Linked DNA regions of Homo sapiens: region 2 is linked to region 1. Evidence: chromatin loops called from intact Hi-C (ENCODE). Cell type or tissue: uterus. All regions are shown on one strand. Region 1 overlaps IFFO2 (intermediate filament family orphan 2). Region 2 overlaps ALDH4A1 (aldehyde dehydrogenase 4 family member A1).

The links. A loop is a pair of places that touch in the nucleus more often than their neighbours do. Peaks named below come from ENCODE experiments on the same cell type or tissue, not always from the same donor. Only the 100,000 strongest peaks of a DNase experiment are listed, where the experiment ranks them.
Region 2: it touches region 1 in a loop (7-fold over the local background); 1 of 110 quality-filtered maps calls a loop at or near these places.

The regions. Positions count from the first base shown.
Region 1 is chr1:18,942,950-18,947,949 of GRCh38, forward strand. The region is part of intron 1 of IFFO2 (intermediate filament family orphan 2); the gene reads right to left. Among named protein-coding and RNA genes, the nearest start is that of IFFO2, 11 kb to the right of the region's middle. RefSeq lists an enhancer at 1,205-1,254. In uterus, no CTCF peak of the experiment used is centred here; a DNase peak (open chromatin) is centred at 2,552; H3K27ac peaks cover 1,291 bases.
Region 2 is chr1:18,886,628-18,891,627 of GRCh38, forward strand. ALDH4A1 (aldehyde dehydrogenase 4 family member A1) reads right to left here. Exons shown (of 15, transcript NM_003748.4): 2 at 3,385-3,478; 3 at 2,735-2,827. Among named protein-coding and RNA genes, the nearest start is that of MIR4695, 5.9 kb to the left of the region's middle. In uterus, no CTCF peak of the experiment used is centred here; no DNase peak of the experiment used is centred here.

The DNA of each region.
Region 1 (5,000 bases):
TGCCTCTGCCTCCCAAGTAGCTGGGATTACAGGCTCGTGCCACCACACCCGGCAAATTTAAGTCCTGATGTTTTAAATGCTAATATTTTATTTAAAGGTAAGTGTGAAACCAACAGCAATGTAATATTAAGACTCAGCCAGCCATGGTGGCTCACATCTGTAAGCCCAGTACTTTGGGAGGCCAAGGCAGGAGGATCACTTGAGGCCAGGAGTTCAAGACCAGCCCCGGCAACATAGCGAGACCCCTATCTCAACAAAAATTATTTTTTTTAAAAAAAAATTAGCTGGGTGTAGTGGTGTGTGTCTGAAGTCCTAGCTCCTCGGGAGGCTGAGGCAGGAGGATTGCTTGTGCCTAAGGAGTTGAAGGATGCAGCAAGCAGTGACTATTCAACAGCACTCCAGGCAGGGCAACAGAGCAAGACCCTGTCTTAAAAAAAATGTCTTTCCATATAAAAACATGTGCAAATCCCAAAGTACTATTTGTCAGGCCACATGCCCAGACAAGGAGCCCTGGAAACATGGTCTTTATGGGGAATGAAAGATCAGCCTCTACGGTTCACCCAACTCCAACATTCTAGGCAAAGTTCTCAAGACTTCCAGCTCCAGGGCTTAACCCAGAGATAAGGAGACAGGGCAGCCTTTCCTGAATCAGGCTCACCAACACCCTGTGGGTATCATCATCCCATCCCATCCCATACAAAAGGAAAACGAGGCACAGAGAAATGGTGCAGCCAAGCACAGGGCTGGCAGATCGGGAAGGCAGATCAGTGTCAGCATCCCAAGACCTCAAAACCAGGCCAGAGGCTGGAGAAGTGCCTTTTGCGACATGGAGACAAACCCCACGGGCAACCTCAGATGTCTCTTTTGTAGGTGGAGGGAGCTTCATCCACAGCGCCAGGGACCCAGATGTCTGGTCAAGGAGCAGGGCCCTGTCTCTGCGGACCCCACTGTACAGGCTCCGAGTCATGCCTTTGGCAGTTGCTTCTCTGCTCCAAGTGCTCTGTCCTCTGGGAGTTTTCCAAACCCCTCCTGAAAGTGCCAGCAGCCCCCAGAGGGAGCCCTGAGCTCAAGGGTTTAAGGGGAGTCCTGTGGAGGGGACAGGGTGAAAATACCTGGGTTCCGGCCCCTGCTCTGTTGCGTGACCTCAAGGTAGCTGCTCTCCTTCGCTGGGCCTCAGTTTTCTCATCTATAAAATGGTCGTGAATATGCAAATAGGGGTGAGAGAGAAATAGAAACCACTACAGAATGGCTGAAGGTCGCTTTGAAAGACAGAAGGCATAGCTAACTTGGTTGGGATGTCAGGGAATGATTTTGCCTGGAAGCAGGAGGATGGATGAGATGAGCTTGAAGGGTACCTCAAGTCCTCTGGGGCATCCAGGGGATGAGAGGAAGTCATAGGTGTGAGGGAGAAGGGACAGCCAGGGCGATCGGGGGCCGGGGCGGGGAGAGGTAAGGGGAGCAGCCAAGCCTCCCCCCAGCCCCAATTCCTGACCTGTGTCTAATCCTAGGCCCTGGACCATAATGGGGGATGGGGAGGCTGAGGGTCTCCAGTGGCCAGCATTGAGCTCCAAACCAGCAGCTTCTCTCTCACTAGGCAGCCTCCCTTGCCCCCCACCATGATGTCAAGACCCTACCCCCAGCCCCATAGTACAAGGGGTCTGCAGGGCCCGCCACAGGCAGGGCAATGACCTTAAGGGCTCCAAATCCAGAGGCTCCAGACCTGTGCTCACATGCGTGTATACACACACACACGTACATACATGCACACTCATGGGCTCACAAGGCCCCAGCAGTAAGAGCCACTCACCAGGGCCCAGCATCTGGCTGAGGGATGGGGGACAGGATGTCCCTCAGAGCCCTGCCCCAAGCAGGATGGGAGTGAGACAGCCAGCCATAAAGAGTAGAGATCAAAACAAGAAAGAAAGGAAAGAGGGAGAGGAAAGGAGAGCAAGACAGAAAATGAGAGCCAAGAAGAGCATGAGGAGGGAGGAGGGGACAAGACAGGGCAGAAGCAAGCACAGGACAGGCCAAGTTCTGGCAGTGCCAGGCTCAAGCCCGGGCACCAGGAGCAGCTCCACACTGTTCTGCACAGCAGCTCAACTCCAGGCCCTTGTACACGCTGTCCTCTCTATCTGGAACACCCTCTCTCCTTCTCTTCCACTCTTACTGAACCTTCCAGATACAACCTAGGTGATGTCACCTCCAGGAAACCTTTCTTGACTGGCCCTGAACTGGCTTGGGTACCTTCCAGAATCCCTGGGTTTTGGGCACCCTAGGGTCTCACCAGTGTCCCACCCAGACCTCCGAGACTCTCTGGTCGTGACTTTGCAACAAGCTTTCCCTAAATCTTCCACTACCACCCCCCAAGATGGCCTTCTGCCTATTGCCACAGTGGGCCAGGAGCAAAACGGGGGTGCCAACGGGCCCTGGGAAGATGGGCTGACCCTATACAGAGAGGAGCCTGTCTGCTGGGGAACTTCACAAGATCTACTTAGACCAGTAGCTCTTCCCCTCCCCCAAGACAGCAAACAGGCGGCAGTGAGCCAAGAACCGTCTTAAATAACTCAAGTAATAAAGATAGCCAATTAAGAGGGCGGAAGGCGCTGTCTCCGCTGCAGGGGCCTCTCTCCATCGAGCAGCAGATGAGCAGGGTCTGTGTGAACACACATCCCAGAGTCGGAGCACGCAGGCCAGAGGGCGCTGAGCAAGCATCTCAGAGACAGCTCAGAGACAGGCCCCACCCCCAGCACAGCCACATGGAGGGGCTTCTGCCAGGGCCAAGGCCCAAACGCCATTCGATTCCTGCCCAGCTCCTCTCCCCAGAACCCCCAGCCTTATTTAGTGATTTTTGCCACAGCAGCCAGAATCGGAGCACCATCATCGCACTTGCCATCCACGCAACATGACCATTCCCATTTCCAGATAAGAAACGGAGGCTCAGAGAGGCACAGTGACTCTCCCAAGGTCTCAGAGCTGACAGGCAGCAGAAATAAACCCTGCAGGTTCCTCTCTTCCCAGCTTTTGGGTTCCACACAAACGTTCTGCTCTAAGCTGTCTAACATAGCAGGTTTCTGTCCAACCTCCCGTCCCAGGATCTAGGGGAGGTGTGAATGTAAAGGCAAGAGAGGACAAGGCATTGCATGGAGCTTCAAGGAGCTTCAGCCTGCATGGGAAGTTGGAAAAGAAACCGCAGTGTGGGTAGAGCTCAGGGCTCCCAAGGATTTGGTCCCCACAGGCACTCCGCTTGCCAGTTTACAAAGTGCTCCACGGGTATCATTTTAGACAGCCCTCCAAACAGCCTCATGAGGTCAGATTTATTACTTCCATTTCATAGAAGTGAAAACTGAGGCTCAAGCAGGGAAGCTACTTGCAATGGGCACGGCCCTTTCTGGTACTACACAGGTTTAAGGTTGGAACTGGAACCTGACTTCCTGCGGTCAGATCTGGGCTTGCCACTTTCTTTTTTTTTTTTTTTTTTTTTTTGAGATGGAGGCTCACTCTGTTGCCCAGGCTGGAGTGCAGTGGCGAGATCTCGGTTCACTGCAACCTCCGCCCTCCAAGTTCAAGCCATTCTCCTGCCTCAGCTTCCTGAGTAGCTGGGATTACAGGTGCCTGCCACCATGCCCGGCTAATTTTTTTGTATTTTTTTTGTAGAGACAGGGTTTCACCATCTTGGCCAGGCTGGTCTTGAACTCCTGACCTCATGATCTACCCGCCTCGGCCTCCTAAAGTGCTGGGATTACAGGCATGAGCTACCGCACCGGGCCTGGGCTTGCCACTTTCAAGGTGTCTTGGCCCAGTTCCCTCCCCTGCCTCTGTGGCTCAGTTTTAGCATCTCTAAAATGGGCTAATGATAGCACCCAACTCACAGGGTTATTACAGCTTCCATGAATTAAATGTTTGCAAACCACTTTGAATGAAGCCTGGCAAAGAGTAAATGTTGTATAAATATTTAATGAAATTCATTAACTAACACATGTTTATTGTGTTCCTACTATCCGCAAGCACTGTTGGAGAAGGTACTGGGCACATGCTGTTGTCACATGATGCTGCCACATGGCATGACACATTTGTCTATGTCCCCAGATTCTGAGTTCTCGAGGGCAGGGGCCTGGCCCACGGTGGGTACTCAGCCACTGTTCTGAAACCACCACCACTTTGGCTTCTCAGACATCCACACCCAGCAGTCTCATCTTCCCCAACAAGAGGCACCAAACGATTGTAACAACTTCCCTGTTCCCTGGCAAAGTTCACAGCACTGACTGAAAGCAAAAGCTAGGGATACTCCAGCCCAGGGCGGAGGCGAGCTCCCAAACAGCCACCAGAATGCCCGAGGCCCTCTGCTGCTGGTGATCCGTGGATGAGAACCTCGGGCTGGCTGTGCCCTGAGGACACTCAGGGGCCGGGCAAGATAAATGGAGCATTAATTGAGAGCCTGAGATCCACAGCCTGCCCCAGCTTTGCTAGGCAACATTTCACAGAAATGAAAACTGAGGCTCACAGCAGGAAAGCGGCTTGCAATGGGCATGGCCCTTTCTGGGTACAGCACAGGATAAAGGTTGGATCTGGAGCCTGACTTCCAAGTTACTTCTCCTCTCTGAGCCTCGGTTTCCATCCTGCAGTGCCACCACCGGGTTTAAATGAGACCGCGTGGAAATCACCAGACGGGTCATAATATGTGTTCCCTGTTCCCCAACTCCTCCCCTGCCAGCCCTGCCAGCCCCCATTGAGACCTTCTCCAAAGAGCAGGGGCCTGGACAGGCCTGCTACAGTGGCCCGGGAGCCTCATCTGCCTGCTACTGCCAGTGATTCATTTGCTTCTCAAGAAATAATTTCTGTAAAGTGACAGCAGGGAGTCTTCCCAGCGCAGCAGCCGCCTCCTATTCTGCCACCCGCCATGGCAATATTGTGACAGGTGCTGGGGAGACCCCGTGCCTCCTGCCTGCCTCCTCACCCTGAGCCAGCCTTTGGCAACCTCCAGGGGCATGGGACAAGGCCAC
Region 2 (5,000 bases), 56 kb before region 1:
CCTCCCCCGCTCCCATGAAACCCTCCCCAGTGCCCGGCCCACAGGTTGCTCCCTGTTAAGGGTGCTGGTGTACCCGCTATACCATGAGTAAGACATGGCTCCTTCTCCAGAAGGCTCAGAGTCCAGGAGAAAGGCATAGACCCCAGGGTCTTTCCAGGAAAGCACGGACCTTTGTGGTCAGAGAGACATGGGTTCGAATCCTGGCTCTGCCACCTACTAGCTGTGGGGCCCCAGGTAAGCTCACTTCCTTCCCTAAGTCTCTTCATCTAGGAAATGGGGACTGCCCTCCCTGTCTCTTAGCATGGACAGGAGAACCAAAGGGGATCATGGATGAAAATTCTTTGGTCCAGTATGAGGCTGCGACTATGGGCAACAAAACCAGGTGAGGCCCAAAAGAATGCACCGGTGTTGTGACATGCTTGGGACTTCCGCCCTGCCCCGAAGCCATCATGGACAGAGCAATTGTTTCCTAAGCCCCAGATTTACTAATCTAAATAGGAAGATCCTCAACAAACATTTATAAACACAACCTGGTGTTGGTCCAAACCGCACCATTTTGTCAGCTCCCCGCTATTTTGCAGACCTCGGGCCAAGTGAAACATTTCACAGGAGCTCAGGCCATGAGAACCATCCGGCTCAGCCGCCTGACCGCAAGGCGGACGAAGGCCCACCTAAAGAAACTTCCCTGTTGGCCGGGCGCGGTGGCTCACACCTGTGATCCCAGCACTTTGGGAGGCCAAGGCGGGCGGATCACAAGGTCAGGAGATCGAGACCATCCTGGCTAACATGGTGAAACCCTCTCTCTACTAAAAATACAAAAAATTAGCTGGGCGTGGTGGCGGATGCCTGTAATCCCAGCTACTGGGGAGGCTGAGGCAGGAGAATGGCATGAACCTGGGAGGCGGAGCTTGCAGTGAGCCGAGATCGCACCACTGCACTCCAGCCTGGGCGACAGAGCGAGACTCCGTCTCAGAAAAAAAAAAACCATCCCTATCATATCTTGCTGGGTAAAGGTACAAGGAACACCACGATGACATCCCACCGGAGAGGGCCAAACCACCTGATCATAACAACATCTTATCAATATCCTGCCAGGCAGCAAGCCATACTGCCCAGACCCGTCTCACCCATACCGATGAGTACCTCAGCCTGTAAGCAGCGGTGGGCCCTGGCATTAAGCTGGTCCCCCACTTCCTCAGGTTTCTGCAATATACTGGTGTTGCTGTTTCAGCTGCCCTCTCTCTGTGTGTGTGTCTTTCTTTAACCCCTGTCTTCCCTTCAAAACCTAATGCCCGGCAGTGGTGAACGCTAGCATGACCAATGAAGCAGGGAGAAATTTCACTTCTTTCCTTCCTAGGGCTGGCAAGATAGTTTATATCGTAATAGCTGACACTTTTGCTACCTATCCGTCTTCTGGTGGGTTATTGGAGCTTTCCTGTCTAAAAGAGTAGCCACGAGCCACATTTCACATGCTCAACAACCACACGTGGCGGCTCATGGCCGCTGGAACGGACAATGCAGATCTGGAACATTTCTGTCCTCACTGCAGGAAATTCTACTGGCCGGCGCTGGTCTAGGCTTGAGTAGAAAGTGACCATTCTCCTTCATGTTAAAGCTTGGCACAGTCACTCTGTATTCGGGCCACACCTGAGATTGGCCTGTGATGCTTAAGGGCAGAGAAGGTGGCTGCGACCTGGGCCCCAGTGGACTGCAGAACCCCGTCAGCACTATGTCCCGGCAAACATAGATCCTGCCCTCACATGCCCCAGAACCCCAAATGTCTCGTGCCACAGTGATCAGCACATGGCCAGAATCTCCAGCCAGGTCGGCAAGGCAATGTGGGAAATGAAAATCAGCAGTATCCACCCAGGGGCTTATCAGAATGCCGGAGCCTCGCTGCCTGGAAAAATCCCAGCTGCCATGCAGCCTCAGACGCCTGCGGAGCTACAGGTGAGGGCAAGCTCTAGGCAGCTACAGAGACAACCAGGGAGCTGGGTGGCAGGTGCTGCTGTCAGCTGGCACCTGCACACACACCCAGTGACAGACAGAGTGACCTGGCCAATGCCTGCAGACCCCAGGCCATGCTTGGACAGCTCCAGGTAGTCCTGACCCAGCAACTAGAGCTCCAGGACACTGCTGTGGTCAACTCCTGCCCCAGGCTGTCCTGGGAACCTTCAGAGTGGGGGACCTGGGTCCTCCCCCTCAGTCACCCCTCCCCCTGCACACGTCTGCCCAGGGTTTCAGCCGGACAGAGCCAGAATGTGCTTGCCCTGTTTGCAAAAGGGCTGACCTTTTATTCTCCCTCAAATCACAGACCTATGAGTTTCCTGGCCCACGTAAAGTGCATGCCAGTTTCTGGATGGATAAACTCCAAGCATGGGGGCTTCTTAGGCCAATGCCATCTGAGGTGCTCGGGGCCCGGGGCCCAGCTTTTTGTCATTAGCTCCCAAACCCCCTTGGCAAGAAATCTATGAGGAATAACAGAAGATGCTGTGTGGCCCCCTCATGGCCTTTCTTGCCCAGACACAGGATGCCGCTATGGGCTGGATGCAGTGTGGGTGCCGTCCTTTGCTTTGGGAGTTTTACTGGTCCACAGAATTCAAAATCTGGGGTGGGGAGGGGCACTATAAAGGCCTTGAAGTCAGAGCCCACACATTATAAGCTTACGAGCTGTCAGAGAAAGAGGTCACATATTCAGGGGAGGGGCTGAGCTCTGCCCACCCGCTGGACATACCGACACTTGGTACTGCACGTCCGACGTCCACACCTCCTCATCCCCCACCACGCATGGGATGGCTTCCATCCGGCCCTTCAGGTCCTTCAAGGCCTGGGGAGAGGGACAAGAGTGGGTATGGTCACCGCCTTCCTCGCTTCCTCCCATCTAAAACCCTAACGCAGAGTCCACAGACGGAGGTGCCCAGGCAATACAGAAATGAGAAGGGGGCCAGGCCAGGTCGGTGGCCATCAGAGAACATGTGCTGCCCTCGGGGACAGCCGGACTCTGCTCCAGCCATTGTCACCCTGCAGGAAGGTGAGGTCTACCCATGACACAGAGATAAAAAAACTGCACCTGAAACTTATATGAAATCTCATGATTTTTAAAATGCTGGCAATTAACTGGAAAACATGTTTAACTATAAAACAACTAGGTTTATGACATCTGACCTGGCCTGAGAAGCCCCAGAGTAGCTCCAGGCTGCCACCTTGGTCCTCCCAGCTGTTCCCACACTCCAGACCCACAGCCCTCCCAGGCTTCCACCCAAGGCTGGGAGCAAGGGTAGAAGCGGGTGATGGCTGCAGGCACGGGGCGCTATCTCAGGGCTGCTGGGGATGGCCTCTGCTCCATGCCCTGCACCTCTCGGGTGCCTCCCACCCTCCCATTACCTTTTGCAGGGCATCTCGCTCAGGGCTGCCCTGCGTGAAGGCTAAGACGGGCTCGTTGGCCACCTTCAGGGAGGAGGTGTGCTTCCACCGCAGGCTGGAACACAAGGGCAGGGGACAGAGGCAGAGAGGTCAGCAGCGGCCCCACCACCAGACCCCAGCCCCTCTACCTCCGACAGGGGGTCCTAGGTGGGCACCCAGAGCCTGAAATCCAATGCAACTAGAAAGTGGGGGGTCAAAACCCCACCTTGGGCTGGGCATGGTGGCTCACACCTGTAATCCCAGCACTTTGGGAGACCAAGGCGGGCAAATCACTTGAGGTCAGGAGTTCGAGACCAGCCTGGCCAACACGGTGAAATCCCGTCTCTACTAAAAATATTTTAAACGTTAGCCAGGTGTGGTGGCATGTGTGCCTGTAGTCTGAGCTACTCAGGAGGCTGAGGCAAGAGAATTGCTTGAACCCAGGAGGCAGAGGTTGCAGTGAGCCGAGATCGTGCCACTGCACTCCAGCCTGGGTGAGAGAGCGAAAAACTCCATCTCAAAACAACAACAAAAACCCACCTTGGGGGTCCACAACCCAAGGTTCAAGTCCCAGTCCCACGGTTGTGTGTCCTTGAGCCTGTGAGTTGCCTCCTGTGAACGTGGTTCTACGTCTATCAAGTAAGAATAATCGCACCGAACTCACGCGGTTGTTTGAAGTTTAAACACACAGATGCAAAACCACGTTGAAGTATTTTCCACATGCAAAGCGTTACTCTCCCTTTCTTCTCCCACAAGGCAGGCTTTATCCCAAAAAGACCCAAACTCCTCTCTCTAAGCTGAAAGGGCAGCACATTCCAGAACACAGTCTCAGAATGTGAACCAGCTGAGATCCCCTTGGCACAAAGGGCTGAGAGCTCTGGCTGGGCAGGAATGTCCAAGATGTGGACCATGAACTTGGAGAGCTGCCCTGAGCTCAGCTCACAGCCCCGGGAGGGCTGGCCCTGGGGGTGAGGTGCCTGATTCCAGGACACTGAGTCTCAAGAACTCCTTGCTCAAATCCTCTGACCTCTTTCCACCACCCCCTACCACATCTGAGGGTCACAAGGTGGGAGGTCAGGTGGCTCAAAGCTAGGACGCTGGGGTCAGTCATTCCAGAGCTGGAGCCTCAGCCCTGCCACCTCCCAGCTGTGGGGCTTCCCCTTCAGGCCTGTTTCCCCCTCTGTAAATGAGAAGAATGATGATGACAAAGTCAACTAATGCCCAAAGGGCACTTGAAATTGACAAACTTCCCATCTACCGTGGCATAGGACGGGCCTCACCAGCCACCTCTCTACAGAAATAAGGTCATTTTGGTCCTAAAAGGAAAATGACTAGTTCAAGATCAAGAGTAGGGGAAACCTGCACTTGAGTCCAGAAGGCCCAGATACCATCTCTCTCTGGTGTCAATGGCCCCAGACAACCCGAACAGCTGGAAGTGCACAGGTGGGGTTCACTGGTCGGCGCAATGAGGGAAAACACACAGCGTAGGGAACCACAGGGCATCTCAGTAAGATGCTGTTAGGAAACCCATGGGGTTTGGCAGGGTGACTTGGGGAGGGTTTAAGGAAGCCACGGTTAGCTCTGGATTGGCTGCCATC